Linked DNA regions of Homo sapiens: region 2 is linked to region 1. Evidence: chromatin loops called from intact Hi-C (ENCODE). Cell type or tissue: endothelial cell of umbilical vein. All regions are shown on one strand. Each heading gives the region's core, and the rest is flanking DNA. Links, peaks and the distances in the headings are about the cores only.

What was found. Peaks named below come from ENCODE experiments on the same cell type or tissue, not always from the same donor. Only the 100,000 strongest peaks of a DNase experiment are listed, where the experiment ranks them.
Region 2: it touches region 1 in a loop (10-fold over the local background); 3 of 110 quality-filtered maps call a loop at or near these places.

Annotation. Positions count from the first base shown.
Region 1 is chr5:141,661,835-141,669,834 of GRCh38, reverse strand. ARAP3 (ArfGAP with RhoGAP domain, ankyrin repeat and PH domain 3) reads left to right here. Exons shown (of 33, transcript NM_022481.6): 16 at 24-126; 17 at 3,192-3,411; 18 at 4,461-4,524; 19 at 4,750-4,913; 20 at 7,580-7,792. Among named protein-coding and RNA genes, the nearest start is that of FCHSD1, 14 kb to the right of the region's middle. RefSeq lists a silencer at 4,594-4,663. In endothelial cell of umbilical vein, for the core only: a CTCF peak has its summit at 4,674 (motif pointing left); DNase peaks (open chromatin) are centred at 4,624 and 6,124; H3K27ac peaks cover 344 bases.
Region 2 is chr5:141,753,633-141,762,671 of GRCh38, reverse strand. LOC124901094 (a long non-coding RNA gene) reads left to right here. Exons shown (of 2, transcript XR_007058975.1): 2 at 1-5,373. Among named protein-coding and RNA genes, the nearest start is that of ARAP3, 76 kb to the right of the region's middle. RefSeq lists enhancers at 145-645, 3,393-3,962, 3,963-4,531, 4,532-5,101. In endothelial cell of umbilical vein, for the core only: a CTCF peak has its summit at 5,074 (motif pointing left); DNase peaks (open chromatin) are centred at 5,041 and 8,391; H3K27me3 peaks cover 1,975 bases.

The DNA.
Region 1 (8,000 bases), core at 1-8,000:
CCCTGACCTCATCTTCTCTCCAGGTTCCCCTTTTCCTTTGAGCTCATCCTCGCTGGGGGGAGGATCCAGCATTTTGGCACAGATGGAGCTGACAGTCTGGAGGCCTGGACTAGTGCTGTGGGCAAGGTGAGACAGGAGAGCGCCCTCTGCAGCATCTCATGCTTTCCTTGTCCCCACGTGCTCCCATCTTCTCCTCTCTTATTCCTACAGCCACTTCTTCCACTAACAGCTAAGGGTGACTGAGCACATATTCTGTGCCAGGCCCTGTGTTAAGCACTGCCCACTCGATATCTCATTTAATTTTCACAACCACTCTCTGAGGTGAGGTTTTAAGTATAAGGAAACTAAGTTTTAGAGTTTACGAATTCACTTGGTCAAGGTCACAGAGCTAGGAGGCAGCAGAGCACAGGACTAAAATTCAGGCCTCTGTCTGCAAAGCTCACGGCCCAAACCTCACTGTGCCAATGCCTCCTCCCACGAAGAAGCTGGCTCTGATTCCCACTACCCACCCTCTGCTCCAGTTTTCCAGCAGGCCCGGAGGCAAAGCTACCTTCATATTTCCCAGCTTCTCCATTCTTAGATAAGCCAGTATCTCTCTCCTGTATGCCATTCCCAAAACTGAAAATTCAGGCCCTGGAGTCAGACATCCTGGGATTTGAGTCACAACTCTCAGCCTTGTGAGCTTTTCCACATCTGTAGGGTGGGCGTAAAAGACTCACCCCCTAGGGTTGAGGATTAAATGACATGTGAGGCCCACACACAGCAAGCCCTCAGTATGTGGGCGTTGAAATAATAATGATGGTAGTGATGATGACGATGATGACGACAGTCTCTCCCATCCTAAGACAGCTTTTCCCTAAGATCTGTTCCATCTTCAACTTTTCACCCTGGTGCCTTCCTTTCCCTCCTGACAATGCGTCAGAAAGTCGTGTGCAGCCTGCAGTTCCCCTTTGACCCCTTGCAGCTACCCTCCTCTGCCCATGCCCTCCTGAACTGCTACCTGGCAGGTCACCAGTGCCTTCCCATTTCCAAAGGCCAAGGCTGCCTCCCAGCCTCACCAGGTCATCTCTGCAGCATCCGGCACTCCTGTATGGGAAATGCTCCACTGCTCTGGCTTTTGACCCCCTTCTCCCAGGTCTCCTACAACTCCTCACACTAACACATTGTCTCCATATCTTTTCAGGGCTCTGTCGTGGCCCTCCCAACCAGGTTTAAGTCTCCTCTCATTATTATCTACACTTTCCAAAAAGCTATCCCATCCTTTAAGGCAGTGCTACCCGGAGGGTGCTGTGAAGACTGTCACACCATACTAGCCCCTGGACTATGTGTTATGGTCCATGACAGGATAAGCACAGAACTTGAGAGTAAGCATTTAGAATATTTTATAGCAATTTGACATAGTAATTTTATGTGTTGAATCTAATTATAAAAAAAGGGCTTGGGCCAGGGGTGGTGGCTCACACTTGCAATTCCCAGCACTTAGGGAGGCTGAGGCGGGAGGATTGCTTGAGCCCAGGAGTTTGAGAGCAACCTGGGACCCTGTCTCTACAAAAAATAAGAATTAGCCAGGCATGATGGTGCTCACCTATAGTCCCAGCTACTGGGGAGGCTGAGGTGGAAGGATTGCTTGAGCCTCGGAGGTTTGAGCCTACAGTGAGCTGTGATCATGCCACTGCACTCCAGCCTAAGTGAGGCCCTGTCTCAAAAAAAAAAGCGGGTCGGGTTGTATTCTTCATTTTTTCATCCAGATTTTCTAGCAACTCATTTTTATTATTATTATTATTTTCTTTTTGAGATGGAGTTTCGCTCTTGTCTCCCAGGCTACAGTGCGGTGAAGAGATCTTGGCTCACTGCAACCTCCGCTTCTTGGGTTCAAGCGATTCTCTTGCCTCAGCCTCCTGAGTAGCTGGGACTACAGGCGCACATGACCTCGCCCGGCTAATTTTTGTATTTTTGGTAGAGATGGGGTTTCACCATGTTGGCCAGGCTGGTCTCGAACTCCTGACCTCAGGTGATCTGCCTGCCTCGGCCTCCCAAAGTGCTGGGATTACAGGCTTGAGCCACCGCACCTGGCCACTTATATTATTTTTAATGAAAATACAGTACTGGCCGGGCGTGGTGGCTCATGCCTCTAATCCCAACACTTTGGGAGGCCGAGGCAGGTGGATCACCTGAGGTCAGGAGTTTGAGACCAGCCATGCAACATGGTGAAACCCCGTCTCTACTAAAAATACAAAAAATTAGCCAGACATTAGCGCCTATAGTCCCAGCTACTCGGGAGGCTGAGGCAGGAGAATCTCTTGAACCCGGGAGGCAGAGGTTGCAGTGAGCCGAGATCATGCCACTGTACTCCACCCTGGGAGAGAAGAGCAAAACTCCATTTCAAAAAAAAAAAAAAAGAAAGAAAGTACACTATTGGTTAGTGACAGCTTGGGACTTTAAGAAGGAAAAAGGAAAAAACCCTGGTCCTTTACTGCAATTTACTGCAGGTAGTTTGAGAAGCACTGCTTTGCAGTCAACCTCAAACATCCTTTCCTCTATGAAGCTTCTCCCCAGCCCCCTAGGGTGGTGGGATTTCCCAGGGCATCATGAGTCTTCAGGTGTAGCATTTTTGGCTATAAAGAATGAGTATGCCTTTTTGGCTGGGCGCAGTGGCTCATGTCTGTAATTCCAGGACTTTGGGAGGCCAAGGTGGGAGTTCGAGACCAGCCTGGGCAACATGGCAAAACCCTATCTCTACAAAAAAAGTAAAAAAAAATTAGCCAGGTGTGATGGCATGCTCCTGTAGTCCCAGCTACTCAGGAGGCTGAGGTGGGAAGATCACCTGAGCTGGGGGAGGTCGAGGCTGCAGTGAGCCATGATCACGGCACTGCACAAGAATGAGTATTCTTTCTTATACCCACACCTCAATTAAGGGCATGAGGCTGCCACACAGGGGTCTTCTTTATGTTGGGGAGAGCAAACTGAATTGAATTGAATTGAATTTCTTTCCTGTCTTTCTCCAACCATCTCATGTCTCCTCCTTGGCTGTCTCCTCTGCTCTCTCGCATCCCTTTTCATTCCTGCTTTTCTTCTGCTTTCTCTTCATGTTTTTCTCTGCTTTTCGCTACCCCGGTCACTCTCATTTCTCTCCCCTATTCCTTGTCTCTTCCCCCATCCCCCTTTCTCCTGTCCTCCCCCTGCCTCTACAGTGGTTCTCCCCGCTGAGCTGCCACCAGCTGCTGGGCCCCGGGCTGCTGCGGCTGGGCCGCCTATGGCTGCGGTCCCCCTCCCATACAGCCCCGGCCCCTGGTCTCTGGCTGTCAGGGTTTGGCCTCCTTCGTGGTGACCACCTCTTCCTGTGCTCAGCGCCGGGCCCAGGCCCCCCAGCCCCTGAGGACATGGTGCATCTGCGGCGGCTACAGGAGATCAGTAAGCGGGGAGGTTTGGGGGGACAGGGATGAAGGGTGGCCATGCGGGTGCATGGAAGCAGACCTTTATTATTTGGGGGTTCTTATGGGAAACAGCAGAACATGGTGGCTTCAGGTACAAGCTCTGAAGGGAAACTGCCCAGCTTTAGACCCCACCTTCATCACTTCCTAGCTGTATATCCCTGGACAAGTTATTTAACCTCTCTGTGCCTTAGTTTCCTCATCTTTAAAATGGGCACAATAATAACACCTTCCTCAGAGGGTTGTAGTGAGGTTCAAATAGGGTAATGCATCTAAAACATGTATCGCAGAGCCTGACAAGCATTTTTTAAGTGCTCAATAAATGTTGTTATTATTATTATTATTATTATTTTTTTTTTTTTTTGGAGACAGAGTCACGCTCTGTCCCCCAGGCTGGAGTGCAAGGGCATGATCTCAACTCCTCAACTCACTGCAACCTCCGCCTCCCAGGTTCAAGCAATTCTCCTGCCTCAGCCTCCCAAGTAGCTGGGATTACAGGTGTCCGCCACCACGCCCAGCTAATTTTTGTATTTTTAGTAGAGAAGGGGTTTCACCATGTTGGCCAGGCTGGTCTTGAACTCCTGACCTCAGGTGATCCACCCACCTTGGCCTCCCACAGTGCTGGGATTACAGGAGTGAGCCACTGCGCCCGGTCTATAAATATTATTATTATTTGGAATCACTTGCTGGTTGGGTCCTGGGAGAGGGGACTGGGTGCCCTCACTGCTTTCCTTTCTCCTAAAAGAGGAACAATGTAAGATAATATTTTAGGACTTTGGAAACAAGAGACCTGGGTTTGTGCTCAGCCTTGCCATTTTATAGCAAGTAATCTGGGGCAAGTTACTTAAACTTTCTGAGATTAATGTGTCACCTATAAAATGGGAATAATAGTACATAACTCATAGGATTCAACTGAACGTTTTTTGTAATGCTCCTAGCCTGGCATCTATGCACGTTAAGCATTTAATAAATAATAGTCTCTATAATGAAGACGATAATCATGAAAATGTCCACTGATTCTCCTCCCAGGTGTGGTTTCTGCAGCTGACACCCCAGATAAGAAAGAGCATTTGGTCCTGGTGGAGACAGGAAGGTAAATTGCCCCTGCCCTTGACCTGGGGCTCCCCTTCCTGGAGCAGAGCCCATACTCTGCAACCTGGCCTGCTGGGCCATTGCCCACTTCCTCAAAGTTTCTTCCCTTGCTCCAGGATGATTTGGGTTGGGTGTTGCTGCCCTCTGCTGGTGGCTCTGGGAAGTCTGGTCCCCATGCATCTGGGCCTGTCGGAGCTGGCTCTGATTCAGGCCTCTGGGGTCTCAGGACCCTGTATCTGCAAGGAGAGGGCCGGCTGGACTTCACGGCATGGAACGCAGCCATTGGGGGCGCGGCTGGTGGGGGCGGCACAGGGCTGCAGGAGCAGCAGATGAGCCGGGGTGACATCCCCATCATCGTGGATGCCTGCATCAGTTTTGTTACCCAGCATGGTGAGTAGGCACTGGCTGGTACTGAGCCAATGGGGGTGGGGGGTGGGGGTGATGAGGGGGTGGAGAACGTGAGCACAGCCAGGGTGGAACGTGAGCACAGCCTGGAAGAGCTTTGCCTCCAGAAACTGCAGCTGGACCCCAGCTGGTCATTTGACTCTTGGCAGGCTGCTTTGCTTTTCTGAACCTCAGTTCCATCATCTGTAAAATGGGGCCAACGGTCCTCATTTTCCAGGATAATTGTGACAGTGAGACAATGCCTGTCAAGCCTTGAGCGCAGGGCCTGGCATGTAGTAAGTGTTCAGAAGTTTCGTCAGAGTGTGGAGTAGGGGAGGAGCACTGAAAATGTGACTGAGGACACAGAGCCATGGCAAACAGCGAGCAGCTGCGAGGTGAGAGCTGAGCTGTGCAGCACATTCCCAGAAGTTTTAAGCAGAATTATTCTGTGTGGGAGGTTTTCTGGGCTTAAATGGTCAGCTGTGCAAGTGGCCCCCATAATTCTTTGTGAGTTTTTTTGGTTGTTGTTGTTTGCTTTTTTTTTGAGATGGAGTCTTGCTCTGTTGCCCAAGCTGGAGTGCAGTGGCATGATCTCAGCTCACTGCAACCTCCGCTTCTCGGGTTCAAGCAATTCTCCTGCCTCAGCCTCCCAAGTAGCTGGGATTGCAGGCGTGCCCCACCACACCTGGATAATTTTTATATTTTTAGTACAGGTGAGTTTTACCATGTTGGCCAGGCTGGTCTCAAATTCCTGACCTCAGGTGATCCACCCACCTTGGCCTCCCAAAGTGCTGGGATTACAGGTGTGAGCCACCACACCTGGCCCTTTGTAAGTTTTTTATCCTAAATAAGGACCGAAAAGAATCTATTTCTCCTGTGAACCCTCTTTAGAAGGCTGGACTCTTAAGAAGGAAAATTCACAGAAAACTAAGGTGGGCAGATCCCTAGATCATTTATAATACCTAATACAATGCAAGTGCTGTGGAAATAGTTGTTATGCTGTATTGTTTTTATTTGTATTTTGTTGTTGTTATATTGTTATCTTGGGGTTTTTTTCCAAATATTTTTGATGTCGGTTGAATCTGCAGTTGTGGAGCCCATGGATACAGAGGGCTGACTGTAAGGAAAAAAACAGCGCCTCCACAAACATACACATAATTGTTACTAGTCATGGGACATGGAAAGTCAGTGGCTAATAACATTTTCCATGCCTTGGCAGTGGCCTTGTTCAGTGACCTCCCCCACTCGCTACATCCTTATCCTCTTCTCAGCCTCTCTCGTGTTCGAAGGAGGAAATAAGTCAGAGGCCCAGTGAGAAAGCCCTGAAGAAAGAATATGGGGCCGGGCGTGGTGGTTCAAGTGTGTAATCCCAGCACTTTGGGAAGCCGAGGCAGGTGGATCACCTGAGGTCAGGAGTTCAAGACCAGCCTGGCCAACATGGTGAAACCCTGTTTCTATTAAAATACAAAAATTAGCCAGCCATGGTGGCGGGTGCCTGTAATCCCAGCTACCCAGGAGGCTGAGGCAGGAGAATTGCTGTGAGGTGAGGTTGCAGTGAGCTGAGATGGCACCACTTCACTCCACCCCGGGTGAAAGAGCAAAACTCTGTCTCAATTAAAAAGAAAGAATCTGGGTGTTCATCCCCTCCCCTCCAAGGTTCCTGCACCACCATTGTTTAGTCAGCATACATTGGTTGAGCTGCTACCGTGTGTCAGACACTGGGGATATGGCAGTAAGCAGGGTGGGTCCTAGGAGGGTCCTAGGAAGCTTATTTATTACCCATCTCTTAGGTAATAAATAAGAAAACAAATATAGTCTGTTCTTGTTATTTGTGGTAGTTATGCTCTAAGTCACTGCAAACATTTAATTAGTGAATACTGGATCACTGCCCCAGAGGAAATACAGGGTTAGCTTCCTGCTAGCCTCTGGTTACAATAACATTTTAGTCAAGTGATCAATATGTATCCTTGTTTTGTGTGTTTTTCTGTGTAAAGAGACCTTATTTTATATATATTGTTTGATTTGTTAACACTGAACTCAAGGCCAACAGCACTGTAACTCAAGCTAATCTAACACATGTATTTTCTCTGTAAGGCATGTCACAGCTTTCTCACACGTAGAAACACTAGACAGCATTTCAGCACTATACTTGGGCCATTTTAAACAGTGAAGTCACCAACAAAAAGCACAAAAATATGGCTGTAAATATACCATTAAAAGGATACACTTGTTTAGAGTAAGAACATGCACATTGGGGAGGGGACTTAAATTTTTCTTCACTCTGTTCATAAATGATGATGAAAATGCCAAAAGTATTGATTTTGGGGTTACAAATAACTTTTAGCAAGTAGGAGAATGTGCAGATATGGAATCCACAGATAATAAGGGTGGACTATAAAGTGATTTCAGAGAGTGCTATTTAAAAATAAAAGTGGTGAGGAGATACAGTGTGATGGGGGTTGTACTTGTGACAGTGAGGTCAGGGAAGGACTTTCTGAGGATGAGGACTCCAGCAGAGACCTGAGAATCAAGAACATGGAGGCATAGATCTCCTCCTCTCTGAATCCCATGCCCCCATCAGCCACATACCACATAGGGAGGCCACAGATGGGCCGTGGTGGGTGGTGGTAGCCTTTGCACCATGGTGAGCAGAGACGGCTGGCTCTCCTCAGGGCTCCGGCTGGAAGGTGTATACCGGAAAGGGGGCGCTCGTGCCCGCAGCCTGAGACTCCTGGCTGAGTTCCGTCGGGATGCCCGGTCGGTGAAGCTCCGACCAGGGGAGCACTTTGTGGAGGATGTCACTGACACACTCAAACGCTTCTTTCGTGAGCTCGATGACCCTGTGACCTCTGCACGGTTGCTGCCTCGCTGGAGGGAGGCTGCTGGTATTCCTAAGATCCCTGAGAGCCAAGGCCCAACCAGGATCTCTGCCTTCCCCCACCAGAATCCATGGTTTGGCAGCCCTCCGCCCCATCACTTCCCACCCTGGGGGATCATCCAGAGACTTGGCTCAGGGGGAGGTGGGAAGGGGGCAGAGACACATCCATCCTGCATTTGTGCCTAAAAATCCCTCCCTCTGTACCAGCTGCCACT
Region 2 (9,039 bases), core at 573-8,572, 92 kb before region 1:
CAACAAGACCTACTGCAGAGCCCTGTGTTTGGGCAGGGAAAGGAGGCAGCGCTTCCTCCCCAGCCCCCAACCCAGAGCATGTCCCCTTGCTTGGAGATCCATCAGGCCCAAGCCTTGCTGGCAGGTGGGAGGTGAGCCATGCCTGCCTCCCCGAGGAGCTGGGACTCGGGGCTCCTCCAGCGCCCCCGCACCACGTGGCGTGGGTGCTGGCAGCAGGAGCTGGGGCTGGTGGCTTGGCCCTCGAACTTCCTTTCCTTCCAGTTCTGACTAAAAATAGAGACGGCAAGGACGCATCTCATTCTGTCAGACAGTGTAGGGGGGACGCCTGTGCAGATATAGGCCCCCTCTTTCTGAGCATGTAAGACCCAGCCCCCAGTTCTCCCCATATACGCCCCTGCCTCACAGCCTTCCTCTGTGGCAGCAGCCATTGCCCAGGATCCAGGGTTAGGGCAGGGGATTTCCCACTTTCCCGAAAGTGGCTTCACGGGTTTCCTCTCCCTCTCCCTTCAAGCCATGTAGGATGGGTGGGACAAGCCTGTCAGGACTGGACCTCTTCCTACCTTTCAGTACTGGAATTAGGTGCAGAAGTCCAGGCAGCTGAGTGGAGCCCTAGGGTGGTAGTAGTGGGCGAGAGAGAGTATGTGCTCTAAGGATGTCTTGTATGTTGCACTTCTCAGGGAATATGACTGTCAAGTCCCAGGGTCCCTCCTACCTCTTGGCTTCCTGCAGGTCCTCTCTCCAGGTGATTGAGAGAAACCCCTGGTCTCCTGTTTGGGTGCTGGGTTCCTGTAGGCAACGCTACCCATCAGAGAGGCTCAGGTGGGGTGTACAACAGGTGTGAGGGAGGAGTCTAGAATCATCCGCTGTTCCCCTCTACCCAGCTCCCCACACCCAGCTGCCCAGTTCAGAGCTATGCTTAGGGAGAATGCAGCCTCTCTGCAAAGACCCTCCTTGATATCAAAACACACACACACACACACACACACACACACACACACACACACACACCCTTTCCCGGACACAGTGAATTTATAAGACTACACCAGGTCTTGAGGGCAAGAAAAGCTGGGGAGGTGGGGCTAAGCTGTGGACAGGCACAAAAATGGTACCTTTACCATGGCTCCTTGTCACCCAAGGGAATGGTTTCTTCCTGGGGCAGAAGCCGAGCTCCAGACTTCTGATTCACCCCCACCCAATCCAATCTAAGCACACAAGACTCTAAACACTTACTGGTTCAATCACACAGGAGGTGGTGAGAAGTAGGAGGGAAGAAGCAGTTTGTTGTTTATTGCTAGTGCCTGGAACAGTGCCTGGCACATAGTAGGTGCTTGGAAAGCTTTGTTAAGTGAGTGAATGAGAGAATGAATAAATGAATGAATGAGATGCAGGCATGAACCAAGACAGGAAGGGAATCATTAAAGCCATCATTATGGTACTTTTGCAACAGGGTTGGACTGGGAAATTAGAGCCAAGGGCAGGCTAATAATTTGGTGCCTCTTCAAACCAACACTCTTTCAATATTTGTTCAATATTTATTTGGAAGAGAAGCTGCGCGGAGACTGTGCAGAGAAGGGGGCCTGCTCACAGCCCTCAGCCTCTCCTCCACCTGCTGAACAGTTCACTGCCGGCCCTAACCTTGCTTGCCCTACTGAGCTTCACCAAAACTCTTTGGTTCTCCAGGACCCGCCCCCTCGGAAGGGAAGGGAGTTTAATGAACAATTGTAGCCCGTCGGCCCCTGGGGATCTCACCTCTGTACCTAGCAGCTTATAGAAGTGTTCCTGCCAACACCCTCCACCCCCACAGCGGCTTGTGCCTGGTAGATACTCTTTTCTCCAACTCATTAGGTGACTAGTGAAGTTTTAGTGCCCCTTAGAGATGAGTGCCCCGGGCAGCCGCCTGGTGGACCCCTCTCCATCAGGCCTCTTCTCCAAGTGACTACGGAGGGGAACGGCATGGAGGAGGATTTCCTCAGTGCCCTCCTCAGCTCCTGGCCATTACCCACCACCATATTTAGGAGGAAAGGTCAGGAGGGGGAGGAGGAGTGTGTGCAGGGGTCAAATCCCATTGCTTCTAGCTTGGAGCAGGTGAGAGGAGAGTGACCAACTGGCTGCCAGAAGGGACTCCCACTTCCTCCCAGTGAGCTCTAGACCAGGCCTGTAGCTCTTGGTCCCCACTCTGCAGGGGAGCATCCTGAGCCCCATGAGTACAAGCCAGCCTGAGGTAGATGGCATCAGAGCTACTGAAGTAATACTGTCTGACTTCCATTCCCTGGGGATGCCCAGAGAAACCAGATGTCTGGCCAATGAGGCGCTCACCGGAGCAAAGTCTTTAAGTAAATACATAGTCACTCACTTCTGTTTCCTCCACTCTGCTCGCCTCACCCTCCCCTGCTTTCTGCATGCAGGCTCCTACTCCCATCTCAGCCCACCGGCCCCCTGCCCCACAGCCTCCCTGCAGCTAACTTCCCCTCTCCCAGGCCCATAACCAGCCTCTCCATCCCCTCCTCAGCCCCCTGCCACCTGAGCAGCCATAAAATGAAACATCTGAGCACCGGTACAGATGAACAAATAATAAAAACATTAACAGTATATTTCTTGAGCACTCGTTGTGTGCAAGGCACTAGGCTAAATATTTTTTTTTTTTTTGAGACGGAGTTTGGCTCCTGTTGCCCAGGCTGGAGTGCAATGGTGCGATCTCGCCTCACCGCAACCATCACCTCCCGGGTTCAAGCGATTCTCCTGCCTCAGCCTCCCAAGTAGCTGGGATTATAGGCATGTGCCACCACACCTGGTTAATTTTGTATTTCTAGTAGAGACGGGGTTTCTCCATGCTGGTCGGGCTGGTCTCGAACTCCCAACCTCAGATGATTTGCCTGCCTCGGCCTCCCAAGTTGCTGGGATTGCAGGTGTGAGCCACCATGCCCGGCTCTAAATACTTCATTATGTGCATTATCTCATTTACTCCTCATATATCCCCTGTCCCCTGATATATGGGTAACATAGGCTATTCAGGGCAAGGCTCTGGGGTCAGACAGAGTCTCAGCCTTCCCACTTACCAGCTGTGTGAGACACAGGAAAATCACTTAACCTCTCTGAGCCTGGTTTCTCGTCTTCAAAATAGGGAGGTTAAGAATACCTACCCTATAGGGTTGTATGAAGACATAAAGAAATAAAGTGCCTGGGCTGAACGTGGTGGCTCACGCCCTTAATCTCTGCACTTTGGGAGGTTGAGACAGGCAGACCACTTGAGCCCAGGAGTTCGAGACCAGCCTGGGCAACATGGCAAAACCCCACAGTGCCTGTAGTCCCAGCTACTGGTGGGGTACGGGGTGTGCTGAGGTGGGAGGATCACTTGAGTCGGGGAGGTCTAGGCTGCAGTGAGCCTTGATCTTGCCACTACACTCCAGCCTGGGCAACAGCACCAGACCCTGTCTCAAAAAAAAAAAAAAAAGAAAAGAAAAGAAAAAGAAAGAAAATTCTTAGCACAGTGCCTGGCACAAAGGCTGGTTCATGCCGGCTGTTATCACTATTATTATCCTCTTTTTAGATGAGAAAACCAGGGAGGTTGTCATATGCCAGTGTCACGTGTGGCTAGATCGTAGCAGTGTCAGGATTATAACCAAGGCCTCCCTAGTCCTGTCTGAGGGGCTGCAGGCTGGGGCCAAGTCAGATATTCTCTCCCTCCCTGGCTCCCTCCTCCTCTCCGGGGTCACAGGCTTCTCTTTTTCCTTGCCCGTGGAAAGGAAACCTCGTGGCTCCCTAGTGACAGCCAACATCCCACAATGCTCTCGGGAATGTGTGCACACGCCCACCTGCCGGGCCTGGAGGAATTCAGGCTTTAGATTTGAAAGGTAATTCAATCTCCCGGTGCTTCCTCCCCTCCCCCGCAGCGCTGGGTGTTCAAGACGGCGACAAAGACCCAGTTTCAGAGGAACAAGCCCGCAAGTGCAGAGCCGCAGGCACACGCTCAGCCTCACTCACAGGCAGCCCCTTGGTCGTAAGCACATGCTCTGCACCTTGCAGCAGTTACTAGAGACATAGTCCACCCCCGGTCCAGCAGTCACCCATCCCTAACCTGCCCACCCCTGGCCTCTCAAACCTCCAGACTTTGCCAACTCTCCACACATTCCTCAGCTCCCCACGTCCATCGGGCTCTCCGTCCCTCTCCCTTGCCCCATCCTTAGGAAGCTCCCCTTCCTCTACCCATCCGTTTCTCTTCCTTCCAGGCCCCAGACCCAGGGCTACTTCTCGGAGTGAGCACTCAGTGACTGCCCTTTCACCGACAGTGGGGGCAGTCCCCCACAACTCCACACTCCCACCTCTCTTTCTTTCTATCATTGGCTCAGCTCAGCCCAGGCTCTAAGATTGGTGCCCAGCACTTGGGGCTGGGGCAGGAGGAAGCCTGGAGCAGCTCAGCGCTCCTGTTTAATTAATAATGGGTAATAAGTCAACATGTAATTAGAGGATGAGGGCATGTGGCTGTGCTCTTTGGGCCCTGCCCTAGGGGAGTGAGCTGGAGCCTGGCCACACATGCCCCTGCACTGCCCAGGTCCTAGCCAGATCAGCCTCTTGATTCCCCTTGCTTACGCTGGGTCCTGCCACTAGGTCTCTCACCTGTGGTCCCCCCTTCATTCAGCCTTCAGGGTCTTCTCCACTTACTCCTGCCTTGGCTTCCTCTCTGCCTTCCACACTGGGCCAAAGGAGCTCATTCCCCACAGTCCTGGGGATCCCAATGTCTCCAGGGATCACAGTTTCCTGAGGGGCCAGGCCAGTCCCCGACTCCCACACAGGCCTTGAGTACCAGAAGTCCCTGGAAGGAATCCACAACAAGTCGAGCCCCACACCTCTCCTGCCGACCCCATTTGGCTCCTGCACTCTGTCCTCCATTGACATTCTCCCCATTCGCTCCCACTCAGCAGGGAGCCAGTGAGAGCCCTCCAGGGACCTCCCAGTCCCAGCCTGCGCCCTGTCCTCTTCCCTGCTCCAGCTCCTAGAAAAGCCTGTTGGGTGATGGAAGGCAGCTCCCTTCCCAGCACTCCACACCCCACTGTCCATGGGAGACAGTGTGTTGCCCTCCAGTGGCAATAGCCGGCAGCAACCTAGGGAGGAAAGGGTGTCCAGGCTCCTTGGAGTGTCTCAGGTTCAGTCCATCTGGGGGTGGGAGGTGGGGAGGGAGAGCGCCACACCTTTGTCGACTCACCTTTGTCAACGCATCACTTGCAGGCTGGGTTGCTGACTACCTTTCCCAGCAGCCTAGTTAGCTCTTATCCTGTTACTCTGGCCCTGTGCTATCAAGTTCACCTCTGACCTCTTTCCCCAAAGTATCAATGAATGGCAATTCAACTAAATGGCAATAAACACGATCAACACTTCTGTGTGCCAGGCAAAGGGATTTACAAGCATTGGCCCACTCAATCCACACAACAATCCCAAGAGGCAGGAGCAGTTGTCAAAGCCATTTTACAGATGAGGAAACAGTTGCAGTGAAATTAGGGAACCTCCTGGCTCACCCAGCCAGGAGGCGTTGAGCTATGATTCTGACCCTACAGCACTGCTCTTCCCCAGGAGATATTTGGCCTAGAATTATGGTGGAAGGCTGTAAGGAGGTGAGAAGAGGGTTAGGGATGGGAGAGGGGTGTGGTACATGCAGGGGTGCAAGGGGAGTGGTAGGGGGTGCGGGAGTGTCAGGAGCAGGAGAGGATTCCAAAGAGTGATGTGAGGGGGGCACATGAAGTGTGGGGGAGGTGTGTGAGATGTGAGGGGTGAACAGGAGTGGGGAAGTGTCAGGCATGTGAACAGGTATAGAAGGTAGAGTGGATAGGATGGAGGAGTTCGCAAAGCAGGTGAGGGGTCAAAGGGCAGGGTGAGGATAAAGTAGGAGGGGAGGGAAGTGTCAGGTGTGTGGGGTGTGTGAAGGAGAGGTGGAGGGAGAGGCGGGAGGGGTATGCAGGGTGACAGGCAGCCAGAGTGAGTATGCGGTGGGGGTGCTAGGTGTGGAGGGGATGTAAGAGTGCACAGAGTGGCTAGAGAGAAAGTGAGAAGGGTAGAAAAAGGTGTGGAGGAATGAGCAGGTCCCTGAGGGCCTGGAGGACCTGAGCAGAGGAGGAGGTGAAGGAGGGGGCTGGGTGGCATGGAGAGGGGTGGATAGGCCTGAGAGGCTTTGACAGTTTGGCTTTTGTCCCTGTCCACGTACCCAGCTGCCGCAGCCCCCACCAAACCTGGCCTTACTGCCAGGCTCATTTCAGGGATGGGTGGAAATTTCCATTTCAGCAAAATCCATTTGTAAAGCCCTGGAGCTTTGAGCCTCATTCTGCTCTGCCCGCCTGGCTCTGCCCACATGGCTCTGGCCTGCCCAGCTAGCCCCACTCTCCACCCCAGACCTCCCTCTGCTCTCCCTCCCCAGCAGGCAGAGCTTGGGCTCAGGGCCTGGGCTCCCTCAGCCCCACTCCAACCCTAGCACTGCAGCCTACAGAGGACCATCCTCCCCACCCCCCACCCCAGCCAAGCATTTTGACATTCTAGGGTGCCCCACAGATCTGGCAGAAGTGGTAGATTGGTCAGTGCCTTGCCTCAGTTAGGGGACCATCAGCATGCAGTCTACCCCCACTGCGCCCTGTCCCAGTACAGACGGTGGTTTTGATGCTACAGCACAGCAAAATGGGAAGAGCTCTTCAAGATAATCCTATTTAGGCCCTTTTGTTTTACAGATAGGGAAATGGAGGCCCAGAGAGGAAAAGCTACTTACTAGTCCAGGGTGCTACACAACTGGCTGGTGTGCAGAGCCAGAATGACCATATTGCCTAGAGGAGGAGTTGAGGAAAAACAGAGCCATGCAAACTTCAAACAGGCTCTGTTGAAGAGGTGTGCCGTCAACCCGTGATTTTACTTCTCTGTACCTTGGTTTGTTCTTCTACCAAGTGGAGCTCATGACCATTCTCCCAGGCTGGTGTGATGATGATGAGCTGGCCACAGCCAGATGCAGCAAAGTAGGGGTGGAACACAAAAGCCCTTAGGGTTCTTGAGTTCATGGGGAAGGCAGGAGCAATATCAGTTCTAGATTCATCCTGCCATTAGTGTCCAGACCCCTTTGCCTTGTCTGTCCCACAGCTTCCCGAGAACTATAGAAATTTCAAGGAACAGCAGGGATGACATGGCCAGGGATTGAGGCACTGGGTGGGAAGGTGAACTGGTCTCCCAGGGTAGAAAATGAAGGGACAGTGTGGGCCATCTCACTCAGGCCTCTGGGCAAGGAAGGCTTTTCTTCTCCAGCTCTAAAGGAATGGCCACTCTGGCCTCGGGGTGGAAACATGGGTTCCCTGGGCCAAAGTCAGAGCCCTGCATTAAGGGGAAAGGCTGAACTCTCCTAGAGCAGAGGCAAGGTCTATCTTGCTCACTTCTGTTTCCCAGCACAGCACCTGGCACGGAGGGTACACCCCTCAGGCCTTGCCACAGCTAGAGGCAGCTCAGGACAGATCTTAGTAGCTGGTACCAGGAAAGCACCCAGGGCTACCTGACCTAGACTGCTCTCTGACCAAGCCCCATGTCTTATGCACACACTGTGGCACATGCCGTGGCACATGCTGAAGCCAGCCTTAGCTCTAGTACTTACCCCAGCACATCCTCCAGCTGCTGCCCTCCTTCCCCAGCCCCCACAGGAATCCCAGGTCCCATCTGCTCCACTTCTCTGCATTTCCCCTGAACATCTGGACTGCTCCTGAAATCTGGCTCCTTGTTCCATCCAGAGGGAGCTGCTAGAGGGAAGAGGAGACTCCTGGGTCCCATTAGTTCAGAGCTGGGGCCAGGGAAGGCTCTGCCTGACCCCCACTCCAAGCCTGCAGCTGCCAGAATGAACTAGCCTAACAGAACTCTGGTTCCTGTCTCCTATTCTCCCTACCCTTGAGCACCCCCTCACCCGTAGGGTTGTAACACCCAACATACCCCACACAGCCTCCCCAACATCTGCTCGAGGGTCACATGGTTCTCTGTGCCAGGATCTGTGCATGTGTTTAGCTTTGCACTCTACACAGAAAGGTTCCCAGAGCTTCCTGGCATGGGCTGTGCTCCAGAACCACACACTCTAAGGACAGGCTGCTCCTCTCCTTCCCCACCCTGTGGTGGTGGTGGTGGTTGAGGCTGGGGCTGGGGGTATGGAGGAACCAAGGCCTTTGGTCCCTGGCAGCAAAAATTCTGAGTCCTACTTCAGAGACATGCATTCTAGGAGGACCAGGCTGGGAATGACCTTGGCCCATAACCTTCTCTTTTGCCACCCCCCCGCCCTACTTCTACTTCACCTGCTCCCTTACTCTCCACAGGGTTCTTGGTTCTTGTTTTATTTTGGGAGAGGACCGCTCCCTTATAGGATGCTCTCCATGGTCCTGAACCAGAGTCCCGGGGCAGAATTACTTCTCAACCTTGAACAAGAGGTGGCTCCTGGCACACATCTCGGAGGCATTCTGACCCGAGTAAGAAAGGAGATGATAGTGAAAGGGAAGGCATTGGAGAGAGACAGAGAGTGTATGCAAGACACACAGGGATAAAGAGTCCAACGCGAGACTGCCAGGAGGAAGAAAAAGTGATTTTGTTGTTCCTTTTAAGAAAGGTAATCTTCCCAAGTACTTGGTTTCCTCATTCTATGCAAATGCCAGCTCCTCGCTCCCGTTTGCCCCTGAAACTCTCTAGACGTCCCACTTTCCATTTCCTTCTCCACGCCGTGTCTGGCCTCTCCCTGATTTGGGGTCTGTGTGCTTGGGGACCACCCAAAGACCCGGACCTAAAGGCTCAGCTGTTGCTTCTTCCTCCTCGAAGGTCAAGAGAAAAGACTCCCCTCCAGATTTCTCTCGTCCCACGCCCCTCTAAGAGCAGGTCTGGGTCGCAAAGGGCCTGCTCAGTCCCCCTAAGAGCGGCGCCCGCCCCAGCCCGGTCCCCTTCCAGTCGCGGGATGCCTGCGGCACTGAAGGGCGGGAGAGAGGAGGGCCTTTACTGGCCGAGCCAGCCCGGGAGCCCCCGGGGCCGCACTGGAAGGAAGGAGCTGGGGAAACA